2 separate regions of the Mus musculus genome follow, and region 1 is linked to region 2. A link is a loop called in an ENCODE intact Hi-C map of the cell type or tissue named here. Cell type or tissue: heart. All regions are shown on one strand. Links, peaks and the distances in the headings refer to the core of each region. The heading gives the core; the rest is flanking DNA.

Region 1 (8,015 bases), core at 1,624-6,623, 410 kb before region 2:
AATGGTGCTTTTGTGAGCATGGATGCAAGCTATCCTTTTCCAGAGCCAGACTTCAAGTATTTCCAATGGATGCCGAGAAAGAAATGCTGTGTTACAGATAATACTGTGTTTAGCTTCTGGGGCAAGTCCTCTCTACAGCAACTCTGTGGCTTCACCTTCCTACCGGGGAGGCCCAGGGCAACCCATCCTTACAAACACTTGATCTCTGTCTCTATCCATCCTCAGGGACACAGAGTGGGCCCATGTCACTCTGGTGCTTCTGTCACTCACAGCAGAAACCAATTCTAATTAACACTGAGCCCAACCCACACAGCACAACTTTCTGTGGCCAGTTCATCTTGGCCCATGAGTCAGAGTGAAGTACTGCCAGCCATGGAAGGTGCTATGTGTAACCTCTGTGTTCTCAGACTTAAAGGGCTGGAAGGACAACCAAAGCCAAGCAACACTGCCTGCCAGTTCCAAGTGGGCTGAGCAGCTTGCTGTAGGGTGAGCGTCTCTAAACTACTTTTACATTTCACACCAAGAGGTCATTTGCAGTCATTCTTCTTTGTGTGGCTCTAATAGAGCCAGAGCTTGTTTTGTCAATAGGTAATTATCTTTGAGAATAACATTGCTAACAAAAATCTAATTTTCTCACGGCCTTTTCTCACTAGAACCATCTAGGACTCTCTGTAGCTTAACACCATGTTTGGTAATGAGCACAGCAGCATTGTCTCATGGGTAATTTTCATGCTAGGAAGACCCATCCAGATATAGTAAAGAGAAGTGATTTCATTATATAAAATTCATGGTAAGAATTCCCATATTCATATCAGTGGGTTCATAAAGTAAAAAATACTTTATTTTCCATTATCTAGTTGTTTATGTAAATTATTGTTTTGTTTCCGGCCATTTGGATAATTGATTATATTCATTATTGTATTTTGGTGCTTTTCCTAGTTTTTATAGTTCTTGTTGTTTACCGTTTGATTTAGTCTTTGCTATCAGCACTGAAAACACGGCTGTGAAATTACCCACGTCCCAGATGGAGAGCATGTCGAACAGGCTGTGGGCCTCGAGGCTCCCGCTTTCCCTTTACCTAATGACTCTCACCTGCCTCTGGCTACACACCAGCTCACCATGAAAAGGAAAAAACAAATTTGTCATGCAAGTCGGTTAGTGTGTGTGTATGTGTGTGTGTGTCCATGAATAAGGATGAATGTGGAGTGGGGTGTGTGTGGGTGTGTGTGTGTGTGTGTGTGTGTGTGTATGTGTGTGTGTCCGTGAATAAGGATGAGTGTGGAGTGATGTGTGTGTGTGTCCATGAATGAGGATGAATGTGGAGTGGGGTGTGTGTGTGTGTGTTTGTATATATGTGTGTCCATGAATGAGGATGAATGTGGAGTGGGGTGTGTGTGTGTGTGTGTGTGTGTGTGTGTGTGTGTGTGTAAAGATTTTCAAATCCCACTAACACAAAGTATTAAAACTCCTCCTTGGGGAAATGGTAGTAAATAATCCAAGGAGGTATTAAATCAACCACGGAGTGTGAAGAACTGTTCCGTGGTGGCCATACAACTCAATCAGGGGCTTCTACCCCACCTTTGATTATTCAACTCCCAGATAAAAGACACATGTGACCTTTAATGTATTATATGTCCAGCTATTAGCTGTTGGCAACTTTATTTAACAATAGTTTTAAGTCAAGGAGAAAGGTCATAATGTGGATTCCCTCATTTCTGGAAGCAACCATGCCTTGGGGGCCAGTATTTATTATTACAATAATGTCAAAAGATCAAACTTCAACAACCAGGAAATCTCAACATAGTTGTTCACCAGTGAGGTCTCATAGGAGTCCTGTTCATCCAAATGACAACAGATGACAGCTATCTGGGGACCCAGGACAACCTGGCAGTCAATCCATCAGGCTGCTTTGGTATCTGAGCTGCCCGATACTGTGAATGTTTTTAATACAACCTAACAGTATATGCCAAATGACTGTGGTGGTATTTTCACATTGTGTGCACTTTACCACCCCCACCAAAAGAAGGAGGGCTACTGACCCACCCAAATGGAATAAGCAGTTTAGTGTAGCATTCCATAGTCTACAAAATCCAGAAGGAGAAACTAAGGGTGCAGCTCAGTAGTAGAAAGCTTGCCCAGAGTGCACAAAGCCCTAGATTTGATCACAACACCAAATTTGAACACATCTCTAATCCCAGCTCTAGGCAGGTAGAGGCAGGATGATCAAAAAATCTAAGGTTATGCTAGGCAGTATGACCATGCTGGTGCAAGCCTTTAATCCCAGCACTCCAGAGGCTGTACATTGTGCCCGAAACAGTTTTGGAATATCCATTACTGGATTCCTGTAGAGTGTGGGCAGAGATAGTCTCTCCTTCAGATGAAGCTGATGGGCCAGCATGCACAGGGAAGTGTACATAGCTATAGCTTAGCCTTGGCCTTGGTACTATAGTTTAGCATGACCTTGGCTCCCCCCCCCCAACCCCAAACAAGGTTTCTTTTTATGTAACTTTGGCTGTGCTGGAACTCACTCTGTAGGCTTGGCTAGCCTTGAACTCACAGAGATTTGCCACAGCCAAGTCTCTGTTCAAGCCCTGCTCCCCACTGGCTTCTGCAAGGCTTATATCCCCATGAGAGATGGAGTTTCAGGTCCCTTCTTGCAAATGGGTTCCTATGGCTCAAAACCAGGAACAGAAAGATTGATGATGGACTTAATAAACTATCCAGCTTGCCAATAAATTCACATTATGCTTCATTTTAACGTTTATTATGGAAATAGCAGTTGGACTTGATAAACAAGCTTTAAAATATACATATTCACTCATTCAAACATAGTCCCCAGAGAAACTCCGTCTAAAAAAAAAAAAAAAACAGACAAGACAGACAGTTGATATATACGTGAATTTTTCAGCCATAAAAAAGAAAATTATGCTGTTCCCAGGATAATGGATGCAACTGGAGATTAACATTAAAGCCAACTGAGCCAGTTTCAGAAAGCAAATATATGTTTTCTCCAATTTGTAGTTCCTAGATTGTATATAGTCACATAAAGTCATACACACACATACAAGAAAAGAAATTGGGGAAAAGGGAGATAAGTGGGAGGGAGGAGAAATGAGAAAAGGGAAGGTAAGGATCCAGGGGAGAATGCGGTTATGGTACAATATGTACCTGTATGAAGATTAAATTGAAAAAAAAAAGTATGGAGTCAAAATCAGTCATGTGAGAGTGCATATCCTGAAATTATAGAACCGGGGTGCACTGGGAACTGGGAGACTGCAGCTCTGGGGTGGTGCAAACTACCTCGCATATTTGGGTGTTGGCTCAAGTTAAACACCAAAAACTCGAACTATGCATTTAAAACCTGTATGGTCCATTCTATCTATCATCCCAAAACATAGGAAAAGTAAATGAAGCCGGATCCCGAAAGTGCCATGGAACTGAAAGTTGGACGTCTGCAGGACCCGTGCATCCCGACGCCCCTCTCTCCGCGGACAGTCTGCAGTTACCCCCACGCCTCCCGCCACATCGCCTACGTGCCTCAGTCTCCCTAACCGTGCCTCTTACTTGCTGCGGAACTCGTCGAGCGCGCGCTGCGCCTCGGCCTCCTGCCTCTCGAGCCGCGCGTGCTCGGCTGTCAGGTCCCGGGCGCGCTGCAGATTGGCCTCGACGTGGCGGGCGAGCGCGTCCTCGGGCCCGGGCTGCTCGCCCAGGCGCTGGAAGGCGTCGAGCTGCCGCCGCAGGCCGGCGTGGCGCTGCTGGAGCGCGCGGGCCCGCTGGACCTGGACTGCCACGCGCTCGCCCAGCGCCTGCAGCGCTGCCAGGCCGGGCGCGGTTCCCCCGGGCTGGGCGGCGGGGCCCGCGGGCTGGGCGCGCTCGTAGCGCTCCTGGCGGGCCTGGAAGACGTAGCTGCGGCGGTACATGGCTCCCGGAAGGCCGCGGCCTGGGCTGCGCCTGCTAAATAAACCGGCCGGCCGGGCTGGGACGTTCCAGAGCCGGTCAGCAGATGTGCCCTCGGGGCGGGCGCCCAACAATGAAGAGCCGCGGGTGCTTTGTGTGCGGGATTAAGCCGCCCATACAGCTCCCGGGTGGAAGGGGCATCGGGCAAGGACCTCTTTGTTCCGCCATTGTGGAGGCCTGTTGCTATGTGACTGCACGGAGGATCAGGGGGACAAGAGATGCATGATGCTCTTTTAACTGGCTCTGTGTAAGCCACCCAAGGCCAGCTTGCTAAAGTCCTGCAGCAGAGGGCCTGGCACTTTCTCCTGTCCCTTCCAACTTTCATTATGAACTTACTTGTTTGTTGTTGATTTCAGGCTTTTAAAGGCGTTACAATAATACCATGTTGCTGAGGCTGTCTCGGGGAGGGCTTCCTAACTATGCATGCAGATAAAATGGCCTAGCATGTAAGTGTTGAGCTGTCCTCCTAGTAATTTCTTATGACTGTTTGGGTGTATTTGTGAGGACTTGACAACTTGTATAGTGACTTAGGAAGACTGGTGATACTGACCTACACCGTTGCTCTCTCACCAAGGAGGTGAGGTTAGATGCTTCAAACTTAACAGAAATCCTTACAGTCTAAGGACTTAGTAAACTATCCAGTTCTCAAATAAATATTCTCATTATGTTTCATTTTAACTTTTATTATGGAAATGGCAGTTGGAGTTAAAAAACAAGCTTTGAAATATATACAATCACTCAATGTGATAGGCTTTGAAAAATTCAAAAGTAAAATTAATGTTGAAAATATTGAACTATTTGATGAGATTATTCCAGGATATAAATATTTATCATATTAAAATATTTATTTAAAGATCATTATCAAAGTCTGGAGAGATAACTCAGTAGGTAAGCATGCTGTACAATCACGAGAACCTGTGTTCAAATCCTCGGCACCCACGAAACGCTGGACATGGCTAAATATGCCTATAACTCAGCAATGGAGAGGGAGGTACAGTGATGGAGAAGCAGCAAACCTTCAGTTCAATAAGAGACCCTTCGTCAAGGCAGTGAGGAAGACACTAAATGCTCTCCTCCGACCACAGCATATACGTGCACACATTTCACATTTCTATAACCACATACTTAGCAGTACATGTGTATCACCCACAGTTTTAAAAACCATTATCAAAAGGACTGGTCTCTTATAAATTAAGGCTTAGCAACACCATATATTACCAACCATATGGATTACACATAATTATGCTACAAATTAAAGTTACTAAAAATAGGGAAAATCACTGAGATCTTTGTTTAGTTTATTATCACTCCAAGAAGCCTATATAATAAAGGATTCAGTCTGGAACAAAGCAATGTATGATCTGTATGTGTGGTGACATGGTCATATTCTCTCTCTCCCTCCCCCCCCCTCTCTCTTCCTCCCCTCCTCCCTCCATCCTTCCCTCTCTCTCCTAAGACATTTAGGTTTTCATGGCCAAGTGGAGGAGAGCATGATGTGAGTATTTTGAAGGTTTCCCACACACTGCTGGTGATGAATTGATTTCCAACTTCCCAGAGAGCAAAACCCACATGTAACAGGTACGATAAATCACCCATGGCCTTTGACATCACATGTTAGTCAGTTGTTGCTACAGAACAAACGACCCCAAAGAGTCGAGAAATAACACATATTTATCACCACTCTCTGGGTCCCCAGCCCGGCTGAACAGTTCTTCTAGCTGCAGGTCTTTTGATCGGCTGAGACAGCACCATAGCTCTTGTCCTTCCTTCTGAGTTAGCAATGTCAGAAGCCGTGCCAAACAGGTTCATCCAGGTTTTCCTCGGCAGTGAGTCCACTCACATCCTGTTGCTAAGTCAAATTACAGGCTCACAGACAGCCCAAGCGGGGAGTTACATGGGAGTCTGAGGAGATGACTCAGTAAAGTGCTCTCTGCTAAGCCTGAGTACCTGAAGTCCCCCTCATCCCTGCACCCATCTCGTTCAGGTGGAAGGAGAATTTGGTGTCACAAGTCTATGTAACCCCAATTCTGGAGCTGGGAGACAAGCAAGCAGATGTAGGGTGCTCTCCAGCCAGCCAGCTTACTGAACCAGACAATATCGTTGAATGGGGCCAAATTACTTGAGCTGAAGTTCAATGAGAGACCCTGTCTCAGAGAATAAGGTATAGGCTAAGAGAGAAAGACAGCTGGAGTTGAGCTCTGGCCTCCCTCTGTGCACACACAGAAGGGCATACGTACATACAAATGGATGAAGTGGGGTGGAATGGCTCACTCAGACCATGACAAGGATTTAGATATATTATCCCATCACACTAGTGTAAAGAATCGATACCAATTCTCTCTACAGCACAGAATAATCCCATTGGAAATAAATATATCCCAGAAATATACCAAAGGAGAAGGACAGCATAGTTCCCATATAATATGGTGCAGCAAGTATTTTTCAGACTACCTACTAATAAGCTGGATGTGGTGATAAATCCATCTAACTCAGCTAATAACTGAGCAAGGTGATGTCCCTCCTGTCAAGAAATAAGACATAGTACAGGCTATAATCTTCCTCCCAAGTTGCTTTGAGTCAGCAGACAAGAACAATAGTTTATATTGGCATGTAAGCTGTTTTATGCCGTGATAAGAATACCCCAATGTTAGGGGCGTAAACAACAAAGATTTGCTTACTGCTCCTGAGACGCATCAGTCCGGAGTTAGCTGTAACCTTTGCCCTGTATACTTACTAAGTAGCTACTGTTCCTGAGTACTGACGTTCATCTTAGAGAATGATAGCATGGCTGGTTTTGAACATTTCCAGACAATATCATTGAATGGGGCCAAATTACTTGGCCCCACTAAACTCCAAATGCACTTCTAAGTCAACAGAAGGGACTGTGTGCTGGTCAACAACCAGAAGGAACAGAGCTTCATCTTCACCTTCATCATCATCATCATCATATATGTATGTGCTAAAGCAATCATGAATGAATGAATTAGTTGGGTCTAGAGACATGTTAGGAGAGCATATCAACAGGCCATAGGACAGTTTCACTAAATAGAACTAAAAGACACTGGTTTAGGGGCTAGAGAGATGGCTCAGTGGTCAAGAACACTCACTGACCATGCTTCCAAAGGACCCAGGTTCAATTCCCAGCACCCACATGGCAACTCACAACTGCCTATAACTCCAGTTCCAGGGGATCCAACACTACCACACAGTCATACATGCAGAGGAAACAACCATGCCCAATAAACTAAAAATAAAAGATGCTAGTTTGGGGGTGGGGGTAGAAAACGAGTGTTATTAGAATCAAAAAGACACAAGGTTAAATTCTAGAATTTAGCAAGTGATTGAACCAACCTGGACTCAGTATGGCAGTGAGGAAAAGGCAATGAGAACTCACAGATACAGCCAAGTCCGCACACTTCTCTTGCACACTCACATCCCCTATCCCAGAATCATTGCAGGGAGCACCGTTCCAGGGAGCACCATTCCAGGGAGCACCATCTTCCGTGCTTGGATTCTGGCTTGTGTAACTCAGGTATGACCTCAGTGTAATTGTGAGATAGCATCCCAAAAATCCCAAGTAAGAAACATCCTATTAACAGATGGAGAGGGGTGGTGCTCCCTAACGTCTAAGTTTGATTTCTTGGTAATAATACCATTATACCTTGAATAGGGTGGCATCTCAAGGCAGTTTTAATTTGCATTTCTCTGCCTGCTAATGATGTTGAACACTTTAAAGAATGTTATTAACCAAGGTTTTTGGTTTTGTTTTTTTGTAATCTCATTTTTTTTAAGGTTTATTTATTTATTATATGTAAGTACATTGTAGCTGTCTTCAGGGCGTCAGATCTTGTTACAGATGGTTGTGAGCCACCATGTGGTTGCTGGGATTTGAACTTTAGACCTTCGGAAGAGCAGTCGGGTGCTCTTACCCACTGAGCCATCTCACCAGCCTTTTTTTTTTTTTTAAGATTTATTTATTATTATATAAGTACACTGTAGCTGTCTTCAGACACACCAGAAGAGGGCGTCAGATCTCATTACAGATGGTTGTGAGCCAC
Region 2 (7,961 bases), core at 1-5,000:
TAAAGTCATCTTAAGGAGAGAACACCTTGGGGTAAAAGACTTTATAGTAATTAAAATGTCTGGATATCAGACTTCTCCTTTCAGGCCTCCTTACCTTGCCAAGGAACTTTACTAGCATTCAAACTCCTCAGCACTAGCTCAGGGTTAGAGGGAATCCCAGAGTTTCATTCTCATCTGAAGAATCCTTAGATTCTAATCTAGTCACTAGAGCAACTTCCAGAATCCCATTTTGATAGAAATTCCAAACTAAATAATCCGAACATTTAAATAAAATGGCAAAATTTATTAGCTGACAAATTTGCCCAAGTTGAACTCCAGTTCTTTGACACTTGCCAAATTCCCTTCAAATGACTGCCATCCAGATGTGATCTGCCAGTCTAGTACAGACCAGATAACACAAACGAAACCATGTACTAAAACCAGTCATTTACCTCAACATTTCTTTAACTCAAGAGAAAGCCAAAGTTGTCGTTTTCTCCACTGTGATCATCTCCAATTTTGCTTATCAGAGTGATGGTGAACTCATTTTTTTAAAAATTCTATTAGCAGTTAATAAAGACGATCAAGTCATTTTACATAAATGATTCTGCTCCGTACCAAAAAAGGAGGAAAAAAAGAGCCACCAGGGCCTCTCCTGCCCCTAGTACCTATTATATATGCCAGGGGAGAGAAACTAATTCTTCTAATGTAAAAGAAATAAAACACCTCGCACAAAGCTCTATTTCAATACAATACCCTTGTTGGAACAATCCAACTGGTTGGTGCGCCAGAGACCGGTATTTACTTACTAGATAAAAAGTTTGCGCCGGACGTGGTGGCGTATGCCTTTAATCCCAGCACTTGGGAGACGGATTTCTGAGTTCGAGGCCAGCCTGGTCTACAAAGTGAGTTCCAGGACAGCCGGGGATATACAGAGAAACTGTCTCGAAAAACAAAAACAAAAACAAAAAAAAAAATGTTTGCCCATTCAAAGGTACTTAAAATGAAATCTTAATTCAGCTCTTATTAAAATCTAAGAGCTCCCATATTACTGACGATTTTGTCCACAAAACTGACTCATAACCTACCTGTGCGGTGGAAAATTCAAGTTTAAAGAGCCAATAAAAGTAGAATCCTTTATTGCCCGTATAGCAATCCCTGTTTATTGCATTAGTCCTCAAGATATTTGCAGCCCGAGGGTTATATCAACACACAGGATTTACTAAAAATTACAACTCCCACGAGGACACATTTAGCGTTCCCAAGTTGCAAAAACCATGCTACATACAGATACTCGTTAGAAATCTCCCCACTATTTTAAACGAAAAGGCCATTTTCTTAAAAGGAGATAGGAATAGCAAACGAAACTTTGATCCACTTTCCAATTACCATGTAGTCGATTTAAGTTTTAGGAGCAAAAGAAAAAAGAAAAAAAAAAAAACCACGCTCCTAAGGGCTTCAGAGGATTAGCCTCAGTCGAATGACTGGCAGAGCGTCGGTCAGCTTCCCACCGAGAGCTCAAGAAGTGGGGTCCCACTTGTCTGGGTCTCCTTGGTCAGAGAATGAGCGTGCAGAGACACCCCGTTGGAAAGCCATCTCTAAAGGGGTGGTTGAGGGAAAACCTCGGGATCTTGCTGGGGTCCGAGCCCCAGAGAAGATCCACCCAGCCCAAGGAGGCCGGCGGGAACCTCCAGCCCAGGTAGCGAGCGAGGAAGGGATCTCACCTTGCTGCGGTCCTCCTCCTGCTGCTCCAGCAACTCGGGAACCGCGGCCATGGCGACGCGGGCCTCGAGCAGGGGCCGTGTGGCTGTGCGAGGAAAGAAGAGGCTGGGCCGCCGCCGGGGCGCCTTTCAGGGGCGGCCGCGGCCCCGCCTCCGCCGGCCTCCTTGCCGGACGGCGGCTGGAGGCCGCGGGACTCCGCCACCATCCCAGCAGCCCCGGGCGCAGGCCAGCGAGCGGCACGCCACGTGCTCCCCCAGTGCGGCCTCCCCCGTCCCCGCGGCCGTCCATCTTGGAGCCGGGCAATAGAAGCTACGCGGGGAGCCTACCCTCGCTCCGCGCCACGCGGACACCAGCACCGGAGGGCCGCGACGGGAACGCGGGCTCCGAACCCTCCGCCGGCGAGGCACGCCTCGAGAAAGGACGCGCACCGCGGCCCGGGCAATTTATGGCTCAGCCAGAGTCCAAGATGGCGAGCGGCGGTGACGTGCGCGAGATCTCGTGAGCGCGACAACGCGCGGCTTGACGGCGCCCGCGCTTCTGCTTCGGGGGCGTGGAGGGGATGGCGCCTCACAGGTGCGACGGGAACGCCGTAGTGCATGCTGGGGCCGCCTCGCTTTGGGAAAGCGCGGGACCGATGAAAGTACGGGTCCCGAGAGGGTTGTTTGCGGGCTGGGTGTTACAGCGTGGTGGCATCTCAGGTACAGCTAGAACCCTGCCGCTGACCGACCTTCTATTTAAATACTCTCTTCCCTATCCAAACTCGGGCACGAAGGGCCACGCTTGTCCTGTCGCAGCCATGGGAGACACCTGCAGAGATCATTTTCTGGAATTAACGTTGGATGGGCTGTGCAGACCCACTTGCGACATGTCCCGAGTCTGGACCACGAGGTCACAGTAGCACCCACTTTTTAAAGGGCGGCGTGAGGAATAGATGAGCGATGCCCATACAGAATATTTAGTAAGAGTTTGGTATGTAGATGTAGGTGTTTAACTGTTAATTAAGACTTGTGAATTTGTTGGGGGGGGGCAGATTGTAGTTGTTTTGTTTCTAGAGACAAAGCCAAGCTAACCCAAAATCTCAATTTCATACTGCCTCAGCCACCCAAGTAACTTAAGTTTCCTGGTCTATGCCTCCAGGCCTTGTCACATTCAGATTTAAGGTGTCATATCCGAAACGGCCAACACATTAACATTGAACAAAAGCCACTTACAATTTTCATGAATCTTACTTGGGAATGATTTTCTCTTTTTTTTTGGAAACGTCAAAAGTTTAGTGTATGCACTTTTAATGTTCTTGTGGGTTTTTTTGTTTTTGTTTTTTGGTTTTTTGAGTCAGGGTTTCTCTGTGTAGCCCTGGCTGTCCTGGAACTCACTTTGTAGACCAGGCTGGCCTCTAACTCAGAAATCCACCTGCCTCTGCCTCCCAAGTGCTGGGATCAAAGGCGTGCGCCACCACACCCGGCTCTTGTGTGATTTTCAATTTGATGGTTTTAATATAGAAAATGTCTTAAACCTAACACCACTTTTTTTTTTTTTTCAGATACGAACAGAACACACTTTTAAACTTTCCAGACTAGAGAAAAGTTAGAGGGGCGAAGTCTAAAAATGAAACTGCCTCTGACCTTCTGCAGGCTGCTTAGCAGGTTAAACAGATTTTCTGTAAAAGCAAGCCCTCCTGTGAGTTTCTCCACTTTCTCTTATTTGTGTAGCCAGAAGAAGAAAAACTCTTACGAAGCAGTAGACCAAGCGAAGTACTCTCGTTTAGTACGCTCTGTCTTGTCCAGAGGCCCGGCCCAGACTCCAGAGTCGTTGTTCAAGGAAGATGATGTACTGTATGGACCAGTGAGTAAGCATAAGGCTGCAGAGCCGGAGCCACAGGCCAGAGTCCCACAACACTGCTTTCCTATCTTCAATGAAGAGAGAACCGGGAAACCACACACAGATGCTTCTTCAAGCCCTTTGAAGATCCCTTTGCAAAGGAACTCGATACCCAGTGTGACCCGCATCCTTCAGCAGACCATGCCACCTGAACAGAGCTTCTTTTTGGAGAGGTGGAAAGAGCGGATGGTTCTGGAGCTGGGAGAAGACGGGTTTGCAGAATATACTTCAAGTAATTATCTTGCTTCTGGTTATGTGTGGTCACTGGTTTTTAGGAGATAGAGCATTCCTGTCAGAAGAATGGAGCTTAAAAAAAAATCTTACTGAGGAAGTACTTTCAAATAGCATTTCATGTCTGCTAATTTGCTTAATCTTCGTAGATACTATTAACTGTAGTTCACACTTAAAGAAATGGAAATAACAGAGATCAAATTATTTGACAAACTTGCATAATTTATAAACAACCTATCAATTCTTTTCCATCTCTTGACAAAAGTCTAGGGTTTTTTTGGTTGGTTGGTTGGTTTTTGGTTTTTCGAGACAGGGTTCTCTGTTTAGCCCTGGCTGACCTGGAACTCACTCTGTAGACCAGGCTGGCCTCGAACTCAGAAGTCCGTCTGCCTCTGTCTCCCAAGTGCTGAGATTACAGGTATGTGCCACCGCTGCCCTGCCAAAAGTCTAGTTTTTAAATAGTTTTTCTTGCTCAGAATGTAATGGTTACCCATTGTTCTACTAGTCAGTATCATTTGACTAGCCACAATCCAGAACTCCCAATCCCCGCTTATAGTTTGGTAAATTGAACTGATCAAATGTTCTTGGCTAGGAAATGGTTAAATAACCTTCAGCCTTCAACTCTCTTGTTTTTAAAAATGTGACCAGTTCTTAGAGAATCTGGTACAGTGTGTTTTGATCACATTGGCAGGCAGGCATCAGCTCCTGACTCATTAGACAAGTGAAGAGGATAGCGTCCTTAAAGCAGTCCTTTCTAGCCAGGTATAATGGCACACACACAGGTATAGTGTTTGAGTTCCAGCACTCAAGCAGATAGACAGATCTCTGGTGAGTCAGCCTGGTCTACGTAGAGCGTTCCAGGATAACCAGAGCTACATACTGAGACCCTGTCTCGAGAAAATCAAACAAAAAAGGGTAGATTAAAAAAAATAATAGACATGGTAGTTCATGCCTCTAGTTCCTGTACATAGGAGGCTCAGGTAAGGTCACATGTTCAGGCCAATCTGGGCTACATAAGGAGACCCTCGGAGTGGGGGAGGGGAAAGCAAACCATTGGCGTCAGAGAATGCTGGTCTCCTAAGGATTATATAAATGTCTTTGGTCAAAATTGGAGCTTATATAGATGTTCCTTAGCCTTTGCTTCCCCAAGAAACAAAGGTGACATATGAGGTGACATATGAGCACTTTTATTTTAAAATTATTGTCCTCCTTTCCGGGTATCTTAGGAAAAAAACACCGAAAAAGTATAAGCATTTAATTATGTAGGTGTGGATGTGGCAAAAGTGACCAAGGCTTTTTTTTATACCAGTGGTTTTCAACCTGTGGGTCATAACCCTTAAGGGTCCAACAGCCCTTTCGCAGGGTCTCCTAAGACCACTGGAGAACACAGATATTTACATTATGATTCATAACAGTTGCAAAGTTACAGTTATGAAGTAATGAAAATAATTTTATGGTTGGGGTCACTACAACATGAGGTGTATTAAATTATATGAAGGGGTTGCACTGTTAGGAAGGCTGAGAAGCACTCACAACTTCATATCATTCTTCAGATGGGAGGGGCAAGGATTGCATGCTGGATTGAGTGCCTTCCTAAGATGGGTAGTGACAACCACTCAACTAGTCTCTGCTCTCCTTTTCGGTTGTTTGTTTGCTTGCTTGTTTTTTGAGACAAGGTTTCCCTTTGTTGCCCTGGCTGTCCTGGAACTCTAGAAACCAGGATGGCCTCTAACTCAGAGATCTGCCTGCCTCTGATCCTGAGTACACGGGGTCCACAAATCTAGATGTTCGTAGTTACACATGTGAAGAATCTAGCCAGGAGAGGTCTGTAGCTGGGAATTAAACTGCATGGCAATGGGTGCAGTAATTTTTTTTATTATTTGATAGTGTTAGTGGTTAAACTCAGCCTTGTGTATGCTAGGCAAGTACTCTGCTACTTGGGTTCCTCCTGTTTTTAACAAGTTTGTCTTCTGATTCATTAAGTAGTCTGTAGGCTAACACGGCATCTCTTTAAATTTTAATTCCAGCAGGGTTAAATTTCTTTTAAGCCTTTCACATGCAGATAATTTCAGCAGGACTAAGAATACAGGAGTAGAACAGTTCCCCTCCTAACTTGAATTCCATGTAACCCAGAAGCAATTTTAATTTTTGCTAATGTAGAGCTGGTCTTTCAAGTCTTTGTAAATTTGACAAACATAATATGGTTTAACATTGCCCCATTTGGATGAGATGGTTTTCCTCTTTCCTGGGGGTTGGTCTGCAAGCCTGGGCTCCTGTATGTGTCCAGAATGCTCCCTGAGCTTAGCCTCGCTCTGCTAGGAGACTCGAGCCAGAGAGCTTGGGCTTTGGGGAAACTAACAGGACAGCCAAGGCTGCTGGAGGAGCCGCTGTCAGTATCTTGCTGAGTTATTTGAAAGCACCAAGGCCACTCCCTAGCCTAACACTGCTCTCTCTCCTTCAGCAGCGATCAAGTGACTGTGTTGCACTTTGATTGCGTATGTTTATGTTTCCTGTTCTTAACGTAAAAGAATGTAAGGAAGCCTCGGGAGATGGCTTTGTAGTTGGTTAAGCGAGTTCCTCACAGACATTGTTATTGCAGCCTGAGCAGGGCCCCAGTAAGGCCTCCATTCTCAGGAATGAACTCTCCCTCCAGCTTGGGTGGACACCAAGCATGACAACCTACCCCAAAACACTAAGAGTTGAGCCAGTTGAACTGGTCAGTCAGCCTGCCTCAAAGACCACTCCTCAGGAAGGTATAGTCACCTAACTACACAGAGAGATGAGAGAAATAATTATCCCCTTAATAAAATAATAATACTTTTCCTTCCCAGAAGCCCAAGGGCTACACGTATAATTGAGCAACATGAGGCTCTGTTAGGTCTGACACCTTTCTGAGTCCTTACTGAAGGCATACATTTCCTTTTTTTTTTTTTTTTTTTTTTTTTGGAGGGGGGGGGACAACGACTCTGACCATAGCCTATGTATGTTTTTGTTTTTCTGGTACTTTTGATTTTTTTTTACTCTGGCATGTGGCTGCTTGTCAAACCTTCATGGCTCTCTCAGAAAGGAATGTCTTTGTGCCTCTTCCTCCTCATTTCCCTCCTCTAGACAGCTGCCAAGATTTATAGCTTGTGTACTGGAGAGATGCTCGGTGGTTTAGAGCATTTGTTGCTGTTCCAGAGGACCCAGGTTGGATTCCCAGTACCCGTGGGGCTCACAACCATCTTTACTCCAGTCCCAGGAGCTCTGATGTCATCTTCCGGTCTACTTGGGCAACAGGCACACACATGTGGTACACACAGATATACATTTAGACAAAATACACATTTTTTTAAAAAATTACAACCTTCCTGTCCTATGCTTTTTCTTCTAAACTTTCAAAAAGAATGTTTTTAAAGATAAGCTAGGATGTGGTAGTGTATGCTTTAATCCCAGCACTCAGGAAGCAAAGTTCTCTGTAAGTTCAAAAGCAGCCTAACCTACGTAATTCTAAAACAGCCAGAACTACATAATGAGAGCCATCTCAAAAAAAATTGCATTATTGAGTTTCACAGGAAACTGAATATAGCTGGGCATAGTTGTACTTACCAGCACATGAGACTGAAGAAAGAGAATCTCATGTTCAAGGCCAGCCTATAACACAAACAAGACCCTGCCTACAAATTCAAAAAAAGGGTGAAATTTTGTATCTAAGGGTTTTCCATTTAAAGATAATTTTTGTATAATTTAAATTATTTCTATTATATGATTTATATAGCATTTCATTTTAAATCCTGCTTTGGTTTGGTTTTGGTTAGCTCTGTTTTTATTTTTTTCTCCATTTCTTTTTAGATGTGTTTTTACAAGGCAAACAGTTCCATAAAGCCTTGGAAAGCATACTGTCACCCCAGGAGAACCTAACAGGGGGAGAAGAGCACCCCCAGTGTGGCTACATCGAAAGCATCCAGCATATTCTGACAGAAATCAGTGGTGTGCAAGCTCTGGAGAGTGCCGTCCAGCATGAGGCCTTGAAGTATGTAGGGCTGCTGGACTGTGTGGCTGAGTACCGGTAAGTAACCAGGTACATACCCGTGCCTCCTTCAGTCACTGTGGGTGAATGGGTGGGCCAGGATTGTCTATGGGGCTGCTGTCTCTTAACTCCTACTTCAAGA

Evidence for each region. Hi-C counts contacts between places; a loop is a spot of excess contacts. Peaks named below come from ENCODE experiments on the same cell type or tissue, not always from the same donor. Only the 100,000 strongest peaks of a DNase experiment are listed, where the experiment ranks them.
Region 1: a loop joins it to region 2, with 2.2 times the contacts of the local background. A loop is called at or near these places in 13 of 42 quality-filtered maps.

Annotation. Positions count from the first base shown.
Region 1 is chr2:143,859,012-143,867,026 of GRCm38, forward strand. It overlaps Bfsp1 (beaded filament structural protein 1, in lens-CP94), which reads right to left and starts at 4,162. Exons shown (of 8, transcript NM_009751.2): 1 at 3,565-4,162. The coding sequence starts at 3,920. It overlaps Gm33648 (a long non-coding RNA gene), which reads left to right and starts at 4,315. Exons shown (of 3, transcript XR_375039.4): 1 at 4,315-4,403; 2 at 5,414-5,535. In heart, for the core only: a CTCF peak has its summit at 3,924; a DNase peak (open chromatin) is centred at 3,810; H3K4me3 peaks cover 1,257 bases; H3K27ac peaks cover 1,130 bases.
Region 2 is chr2:144,268,674-144,276,634 of GRCm38, forward strand. Snx5 (sorting nexin 5) reads right to left here and starts at 2,229. Exons shown (of 14, transcript NM_001199188.1): 1 at 2,028-2,229; 2 at 1,704-1,786. The coding sequence starts at 1,754. Mgme1 (mitochondrial genome maintenance exonuclease 1) reads left to right here and starts at 2,231. Exons shown (of 5, transcript NM_028984.5): 1 at 2,231-2,399; 2 at 3,242-3,811; 3 at 7,642-7,858. The coding sequence starts at 3,307. In heart, for the core only: no CTCF peak of the experiment used is centred there; a DNase peak (open chromatin) is centred at 2,078; H3K4me3 peaks cover 2,971 bases; H3K27ac peaks cover 2,856 bases.